Regions from separate parts of the Homo sapiens genome. Here region 1 is linked to region 2. Evidence: chromatin contacts called from ENCODE Hi-C or POLR2A ChIA-PET data. All regions are on one chromosome and are shown on one strand. Each heading gives the region's core, a stretch centred on a gene start or an enhancer-like site at or near the end of the contact. The rest is flanking DNA. Distances are from core to core; before and after follow the strand shown. Region 1 overlaps DST (dystonin). Region 2 overlaps DST (dystonin).

Region 1 (4,562 bases), core at 49-2,548, 120 kb after region 2:
AAAGTGGCCAAGTCAGGAGATATTGAGAAAGTCAAATCTACAGAACCCAGTTATATGACAATGGTTATAGTAATTAGGGCTGTAAGCATGGATGAGAGACAACACAGAGAGAAAAGAAAAAGTCCAACAGGCAATCTTGAAAAACTCGAGTGTTTACTGGCCTTGTGAAAGAGGCCAAGTTTACAGAGGGAACTAAGCAGGAGCAGACAAGAAGTGGGAGAAAAACCAGGAGTACAGTGTCATAAAAGCTAAAGGAGAGAGTATTTCAAGAAGAAAAGAATGGCCAATAGGGTGAAATACTAAAATGTAAGGAAGAGGAGGCCTGAAAAATATCCACTGGATTTAGCTATACAGAAGTCACCCATGACCCAAGAATAAGTGTTTTAATGAATTATGGGGTAAGAGACTAGATTAGTATGTGTTGAAGAATGAGTATGAAGTGAAGAAATGATGGAGGATATTGCCACCTCTTCTGAGGACTTTGGCCTTGAAGGAAAGGAATGATATAAGGTAGTAGCTGGAATAAAGCATGCAGTTAAGGGAGAGTGTTTTTGTTGATTGTTGTTTTATTAACAGAAGAGGCTGCAACATGCTTAAAATCCAATAAGAAAGATCTATTGAAGGAAAAAGATGAATATATACAAGAAAGGTTTCTAAGGCAATGACAGAGATAAGATCCAGGGCACAGCAGGAGGGGACAGGCTTTGGGTAGGTGGAGAGAGGACTCCTGTGTTGAACAGCAGCAGCGGGGGTGAGGATGGATGCAGAAGAAGATAGGTTTGTGTCTTTGGTAGCAAAAAAGACTTTCTACTTGTTGGCTTCAATTTTCTCTGAGAGTAGGAGTCTAGATCACCTGTTAACACTGAGAAAAGGTGGTGGGAGGAGGTGCTGTGAGGAAGAGAAGGGTTAATCATACAGATAGAAAAAGACTGCTGGCCAGAACCATTTGAGGCTGGTGATAATGAAGTTCTAATGAAATCAATCTACCCTGAAGTATCGCTTTCTCTGGTGTGCTTCCTGTGTGGGGACATGCACAGACAAAGCACATGGCTGGGTTCATACAGGCTCAGCCTTTGCTGGCAAAATAGTACATACTCAGCAGTTTGCAAGGAATTGAAAAGGGATTGTGTGGAAGTGTAAAACAAAACAAAAACAAAAACAAGCCTCACTCCATTCCTAAAGATCATTTTTAGAACACCCTCTATACTACAGAACAACCCACACAGAGGTGACTGAAGACACATATGCCACTTAACATCTGCTTTTCAAAAGATCATATGCCTCACTTATCCTATGATAGCAGAGAAGTTACCGTAACAAATTCCTGAAGATGACTGTTTCGATTAAATCATGCTCAGACTTAGCATGTCCTTACTGTTCTTATTGGTGCAAAAAGCACCTCACCTTGCAATCACCAAAAAAAAAAAAAGAAAAAAAAAAAAAGGCCTGCGTAACTCAGTGTAGACATCCCTTCATGCTCATATTTGGGCACAGATTAGCAACAAGCTATGAAGGTAATTTTCCCTTGTTCTCAAAACTAGGTGCCTGAGTTTTTTCAAACATTCTTTTTTTTTTTTCTACAAAGTGACTCTCCATTAACAACAAGGTAGACAGCAAAGATGAGAAACAGTATATTTTTTTCTACAAAGTGACTCTCCATTAACAACAAGGTAGACAGCAAAGATGAGAAACAGTATATTTATAGCAAGCTTAGTTAGTACTTCAAGGTTAGAGTCTAACAAATTCAATAATTAAAACATATCTAATGAATTATGACTTTCTCACTTCACAAAGAACAATCAATCCCATTAACAGCCTAAATTTTAATGAATACAGAGAATGGTATTGATGTTGATAGAGAAGTAACTCCTCCAGTACCTATATTTTAGTGAATAAAAGGAAAATTTAAGTAAACTTTAGTGACTAATAAGGATAAATACACCCTCCCCAAAAAGGGGGTAGTGGGAATCAATTTATTTTTATTATGGTAGAAAACTAAATCTCAAACTACTTCATATCACAGGCTAAGATGATAATGTGAATAATCAAGTCAAAATACAAGAAGTGTTAAAACAAATAGATGAACCTATCAAAGAAAAACAGATAGAGTTACATATACCGGCTGCTCCTGTAATGTAAAAGAAATCTTCATGTGAGAGAAAGGTAAGAGAATGCTAAAGGGAAACATGACAAAGGCAGGACTTGTCAAGTTTCTAAGTAAGGAGAGTTTTGATCAAAACCCATCTTCCCTCAAGCTTTACAGCCCTATTGTTAGTGGATCAGTGGCAGCATGCGGGGGGAGGGGAAACTCATGTTGATTACATACTTCCTAAATCTCTAGGAGAGTGATAGGCACTCTCATAAGCTAACTCAAGACAGCCCCACTCTAACAGTTTTTTTTTTTTTGAGGCTGAGTTTCACTCTTGTTGCCCAGGCTGGAGTGCAATGGTGCCATCTCAGCTCACTGCAACCTCCGCCTCCCAGGTTCAAGCGATTCCCCTGCCTCAGCCTCCTGAGTAGCTGGGATTACAGGCACCTGCCACCAGGCCTGGCTAACTTTTTGTATTTTTAGTAGAGCCGCCGTTTCTCCATGTTGGCCAGGATGGTCTTGAACTCCTGACCTCGGGTGATCCGCCCGCCTTGGCCTCCCAAAGTGCTGGGATTACAGGTGTGAGTCACCGCGCCCGGCCGACCCTCTAACTTTTTAAATGATCACATCACTGAAATTTGTCAACTTACTTCGTCACTTTTCCCCCTAAACTCGTAATACATGCATGCTTAGACTAACAGCTTGCACATCAAACTGAGTGAAACATAGGCCTTCAATTTCATCACGGGCACATCTTTAAAAGCTGAAAAGAAATAATTTTATGAATGAAAGGGCAAAGTAAAAGAAAGAATAGAAAAAAAAGAGTGGGGCTTAGACCTGCTAAAAGGTAATTAACAAGTTAAGAAGTGTTTCTTTCTCAAAGGCATCATGGAGGGGAAACAGTGCAGAAGAGGTATGCATCAGTACAACTCTTTTGGCAGACAATTCAGAAGTACGTCTCAAAATTTTAAATGTAATACCCTTTGTCCCAGCAATTCCACTTCCAGGACCTTATCCTATGGATATATTCACATGCCTCACAAAGACACATACAAAGTTCAGTACAACAGTTTTAAAAGCAAAAAACAACATAATATCCATCAATAAGGCACTCTAAACAAAATGTTATACACATACAATAGAATACCATATGGTATTTTTTAAAAATCACAGATACAAGAAAAAGTAGGACTGTGGTAACAAGTGCCTGCTGTAGAAATTGCAACTAGGTTTGCCAGTCTCCCATGAAGAGGACAACCAGATGAGCTATCTTCCTACCGTGGCTGTGTCACTTTTTCAGTTTTCTGCTTCAAAAATGGAAGTAGGAGAATGTGGGCTATACCTTACATCACATCTATAAAGATCTTTTTTGGCCGGGCGAGGTGGCTGATGCCTGTAATCCCAGCACTTTGGGAGGCCAAGGCAGGTGGATCATTTGAGGTCAGGAGTTTGAGAACAGCCCAACCAAAATGGTGAAACCCTGTCTCTACTAAAAATACAACAAAATTAGTTGGGCATGGGGGCGGGGGGGTCATGCCTGTAGTCCCAACTACTCAGGAGGCTGAGGCAGGAGAATTGCTTGAACCCGGGAGGTGGAGGTTGCAGTGAGCCAAGATCGCACCACTGCACTCCAGCCTGGGTGACAGAGCAAGACTCCATCTCAAAACAAAACAAAACAGAACAAAACAAAACAAAGAAACAAAACAAAACACACAGTAATGGGAGGCTTCATATTACAGAGAATTTCTGTAAATTAATCTAGGCAAGAAGGCCAGGAACATAAAAAGAAAGTAATATATTCAGATATTTCCTCCAAATATTACATGCCAAATTACATCTCCCAAACTGTAGGTAAAACCATATAGATACAATAAAAATGGTCACCAGATGTAGACACTAACTCTTACACCTCACTTGGATGCAGACGCACTACATTATAAGCAGTGTACATTAACTCTAAGAATTTTAAAATGTGATAATGGTTAGAAGTCATCCATTTCTGTTCTCAAAGTTCAATCATTTTGAGTTCACTTGGCAAGGTAAATAAGCAATTTGATTTTTTCTACACAAGCTGAAATACTGTTAACTACTTTTTAATTGATAACTTTCAGGCTCTGTGTGTGTCTGGCTTGTGGCCAAACTACAGCCCATGGCCATGTGTATGCACACACATACATACACCCTCATACCTCTGGATTCTGCAGCCTGAAGGCTAAGTCAACACTAAGCCAACTTCCTATGGGAACATTTCAAACCCTAAAGGGCCTCCTCCCGGTATTAAACCAGTCCAATCCAGTTTAGCTTCTAAGGTGTGACTGAATTCACGCATGTGACTGAATCACCGGCCTCCAGGTCATGCTATTAAACAAGATGACTCTGACCACAGCTTTACAATCTAACCTTCACAATTACAGCATCTTTAAACTTTAATATAATGAAATATGATGGCCCTATTATATTCTCATTCAAAATG
Region 2 (4,383 bases), core at 1,595-4,094:
GGGGAATGGCCACCATCTGCACAATCAATAACAGGACCCTGAACAGCTGGGAATATCAATTCTTCTCCAAAACAGTCCCTATTAATTTGTTATAATTATCCATTTATCAATATGTGGCATCTTGCAGGGTGCTAGTCAAACCTCCAAAACAAAAGTGTGGATTTCATTATTATTAGAAACACTAGTGACCACTCTGAAACAGAACCACAAACTTTTAGCAGAACCGCAAACTTTTGACACTGCAGAGTTTCATATTTCCATGAATTACCTGAACCAACTGAAAGCCATTGCAGACTGTGTCCAATATTCCTGCCTGGGCCCCTGTTTTTCTGGGTGCTGCTTTCTTTCTTGCTGATACGAATTTCAGGGAGAACTTCTTATAGAGCATTTCGCTCTCCTGGGCAGAAAGAGGAGCCTCCACTTCCTCTTTAGATGCAATGTTGCATTCTCCTGAATCATATTGTGTCAAAAGTGTCACATTTTCTACTAAGCTGGTGCTACCACAATCTACATCACTCTCCCCTAGATCTGTGTGAGAGAGATCTAAATCTTGAGGGGAATCCTTCAAGAGTTCCCTACTTTGTGCTGTGATTTGGGATTCTCCAGGTCCGTATGTTTCGTCCTCTTCTCCAAGGTTAAAAATATGCTCATTTTCTCTATTTCTTGGCATAATTAATGGGTCACACTTCACAGGGCTCTCTTTCAAATTATTCTGCAGGCAACAATTTTCATCGTGGATTTCCCTTTGACCATTTACATGTTTTGCTTCCTCTAGTGGAGAAACATCATGTAAAATCATTTTGAAATTTTCATCAGGGTGGGCACTTTGACATGAAAGCAGTGGGATTTTCTGTTCGCTAATGGAATTAACAGAAAAAAATGGTCTGTATTGGTCTGTTACAAGAATATCTTCAGTAGAAGACAAACTTTTAATTCGTGACTGGTCTCCAGTTAAAATGCCCTGTTTTTCTTCCCTCTCTGCTGGAGGGCTACATAAACCAGAGTCATCCTCCTCCGAAGTGAGAGAATTAGTACCCCATCTGCACTTGCTGGCCTTGGTAACAGCATCTGACATATCAGCAGGTTCAACAAAAGAGCTTTCACTTTTGTTTGCATAATCCATAAAATTGGCCGGGACAAACATTCGCCATGACCGTCTATGCTCTTTCTTTTCCGCATGAGATTTGGCTTTAGGTAATCCTGTGGTTCGAATGATATCACTATTTAGTTTGAGTGCATCAAAGATCATCTTTTCATCTAGTTTGTTAGCTTCCCGACCTCTCAGCTCAAATACACTGGAAGAAGTAAGGGCACCATTAGAGCATAAAGAACTAACATCCAGTGTTCTGTGACTGTAGGGTAAAGTTCGATCTGTAAAATGCCTGGAAGATAGACTACCTTTTGAACCAGAGTCTATCTGTTCATTTAGTCTAACAGTATCATAGATTGACCGCTGTGGGACGTAACAGTCTTCGATATTTAGGTCCTCCTCTTCTTCACCCTTCCCTACACATGGGGGATTCTGACGTAAACAGTCTGGTCTGCTGAGTGGCTTCCCCATTTTGCAGATAGTTAAAACAAATATTGCAGCTCTTGACACAGATAAGAAATAAGATAAAGCATCTTCCAAAAAAGTATACTTCTGAACAGAGCTATGGAGTGTCTTTAGCATAAAGACACATGCTCAAATAATATATTTCATAATACATGAGGTGTTTAAGGTCATCAGCAGTGCATCAGTATAAATGCAACTATCCTTTTACCTGGTTGATTTTAGGATGATTCTAAACAATAAAGTGCATCAATAACAGAGAACAAAAATCTCCTTTGTCCACCTTTCCCAGCTCCCAAAGTCCCCGTTCACACACTCCAAAACACAGAAAATAAACAAACACACACTTAACAGTGGCTCAAACACTCAGAACATTCCATTGTCAGTCCATTTCCCTTTTTAGTCTGATATTTCCAGATTAAAATTTCCAAATGAGCAAGCATTTTAACAGCCTGAATGTTAATTTCGGCAGAGCTCTGGTTAACTGTAATCCACTTAAAGATGGCTTGCAGAACTCCACCATTCTGGTAAATAAACCATGCTCCAGAAATTTAAAAGACAAACACAGGGACCTGGTATTGTTCACATCAAGGCACAGAACAAATCTTCAGAGAAAAATAAGTTAAGTCTAACGTTATGAGAAAGTTACATTTTTCTTTTACTTTTTTTTTTTGGAGGGGGGAGTAGCTATAAATAAACTTGATTGAAAAGGCAGGTTTTCTTCCTGTTTTAAGCTTCTTCAATGCTATTCAGAACTACTCAAAGGAAGAAAGAAAAAAACACCAGACTTTTAGACACCCAGGGCAGTACAATCCAGCAACCGTTTAAAGTAAACAGAAAGCATGGTGTACTACTAAGCTTCTTTAAAAAAAAAAAAAAAAAAAAAAAAAAAGCCATTTCCAAAGATTCTTATCTGGTCCTCCTTAGGAAGGCTTATTCCACCTGAGGCAATTGCAGCAACGAAGAGCTCCGCGGCTTCCTCTAAGGCACAGGCAGCGTAATTCACATTGAGCAGAAAACCCAGGGACTACATTAGCCTTTGAAACTGAACCAAGTTCTGTGGCCGCGGTATGGCCTTCATTTCAGCTGGGGCTAGAGAGAGACGGTGGCGGTGGAGGCAGCAGAAAGAACTCCGGAAGGGAGCTCCGGGGCTGTCCGCGGCTCCTCAGGGCAGCACGGTGCCGGGCAGGCATGCTCTCCAGCCAGGGCGCTTGCAGCAACGCCCTCTCTCTTCAGGCACCATCTGCTGCGTCTCTGGGCCTGCCGGGCGTTCCGGAGCCGCAGCTCTCTACCACTTCGGTGCTACGCCCTCCCGTGACTTAACTTCGCAGTCATCTTTCGCTTCTTCCCGGGAGTCGGCGAGCGGTTTCAGTGGGAGGTACCTCGAAGCCGAGAGGCTGCAATGTAACAGCTTGTGGTGACATCAGCGCAAAGCAGGCCGAGTCCGGCCACTGGGGAGAGGGACAGCTCAGGTTCAAACACCGCGGAAACCCCGCCGACTACTTCAAAATGGGAGGGGATCCGTAGGGCTTGCGGAGGCAGAACCTGGCACCGGGAGATCCGCGAAGAAATTATTTTGTGAAGGTCCAGAGACCGCACTCATTTGAATACTAAATGGGAAAAGGGGGGCTACATAGGTCCCTATCCTTCAGTTGAAACCGCACTTTTACACTGAAGAATCTGATGCTTCAGCAGTATCTGCGATGCAAAGTGCAGATCACTTTGAAGTCGAGAGTGTTTTGCCGTTCCCTTTTGAAGCCCAAGTTCAAATCTAACTGTTCTCCAGAGTAAAGTATTCCTACCAGTGAGGGGCTCTCAGCACTGCTGACATGAATATTAGTAGTTACTAATAACCATACAGTACTCTTGAGGTTAACACAAGGCCCAAGAGTGGTACTCACTGACTCCAGATATTTAATAAACAAAATCACCTCCACAGATTTTTATCTACTGAACACCCTTCTAAAAATACTGTTTGAAAATAAATTCAGCAAGCCAACTCTTAGTCTTTGTAGGAAATTTAATAGTTTTATTTAAATAAAATCTAAACATTCTCTATTTTACAAAATAAGAAACATCGTCAGAGTGTCAGTTACAAATGAAGCGGTCTTTCTTCAATCTCATAAAATAATCATTTGAACATGAACAAAACTGTGCTAACTCCAAATGAAGAAGGCAGTTCTAGTAAAAACAACTTTATACTTTCTTTGTTAATTTTACAGAAAAGATGTGGGAGGAAACTTTTGTGCCTTTAATGAGAAAACGTTATCTCAATATTCATTCGATAAATCTAAGAGTTGAATCTTTTTTAAAAAAATCTTTTCATAATGAAAACTCTATCGGTAACTCATCCATTCAACAATTATTAGATTATTAGATGCAACTCAGTATGTGGCCATCATTAAGTTGACTAGATATATGACTATCTATAAAGAAAAAGAGATTTAAAAATATCCATCCACATCACAATATCAATGCCAATTTTTCATGTTCAAGACGTGAAATATTTCAACAAGCACCTGATTCTGTGGTGTTCAAGCACACAGGCTGTAATAAGGCACTGATAAGAGAAAGAAAAATGGTCTCATACTTACCACGCTTGAACAGTGGATTGGGCACTAGACTGGGAAATAGTAGAGGCCAAGAGTCTTACTCCCAGCTGCCGCTCTCTTGATATGTAAGCTTAGAAAACTACTTATTCATGGCAATATGAATAATAAAGTTTCCTTGAGATCTCTGAGTGCCTTTCTCTAAACACTCTAAGATCCTTACAGAACTTTTCATAATAAAGAATGGCTCTAATTCAGTTCACCTTAGACTCTAACTCTGAA

What was found. Hi-C counts contacts between places; a loop is a spot of excess contacts on that map. ChIA-PET counts read pairs that join two places held with the same protein, here RNA polymerase II (POLR2A). Pooled maps may share reads with other maps.
Region 1: a pooled map shows a loop between it and region 2 (2.1-fold over the local background). The contact joins two enhancer-like sites. A Hi-C loop is called at or near these places in 1 of 50 pooled maps. POLR2A ChIA-PET finds 5 or more read pairs at or near these places in 2 of 52 experiments (GM10248 and PC-9).

What each region holds. Positions count from the first base shown.
Region 1 is chr6:56,659,198-56,663,759 of GRCh38, forward strand. All of the region lies in intron 10 of DST (dystonin), which reads right to left. Among named protein-coding and RNA genes, the nearest start is that of DST-AS1, 180 kb to the right of the region's middle. Within about 2 kb of position 1,299, at least 4 of the 41 ENCODE cell types and tissues checked have a DNase peak (open chromatin) inside an H3K27ac peak, as active enhancers do.
Region 2 is chr6:56,540,012-56,544,394 of GRCh38, forward strand. All of the region lies in intron 61 of DST (dystonin), which reads right to left. Among named protein-coding and RNA genes, the nearest start is that of COL21A1, 290 kb to the left of the region's middle. RefSeq lists enhancers at 2,180-2,945, 2,650-3,069. Within about 2 kb of position 2,845, at least 40 of the 41 ENCODE cell types and tissues checked have a DNase peak (open chromatin) inside an H3K27ac peak, as active enhancers do.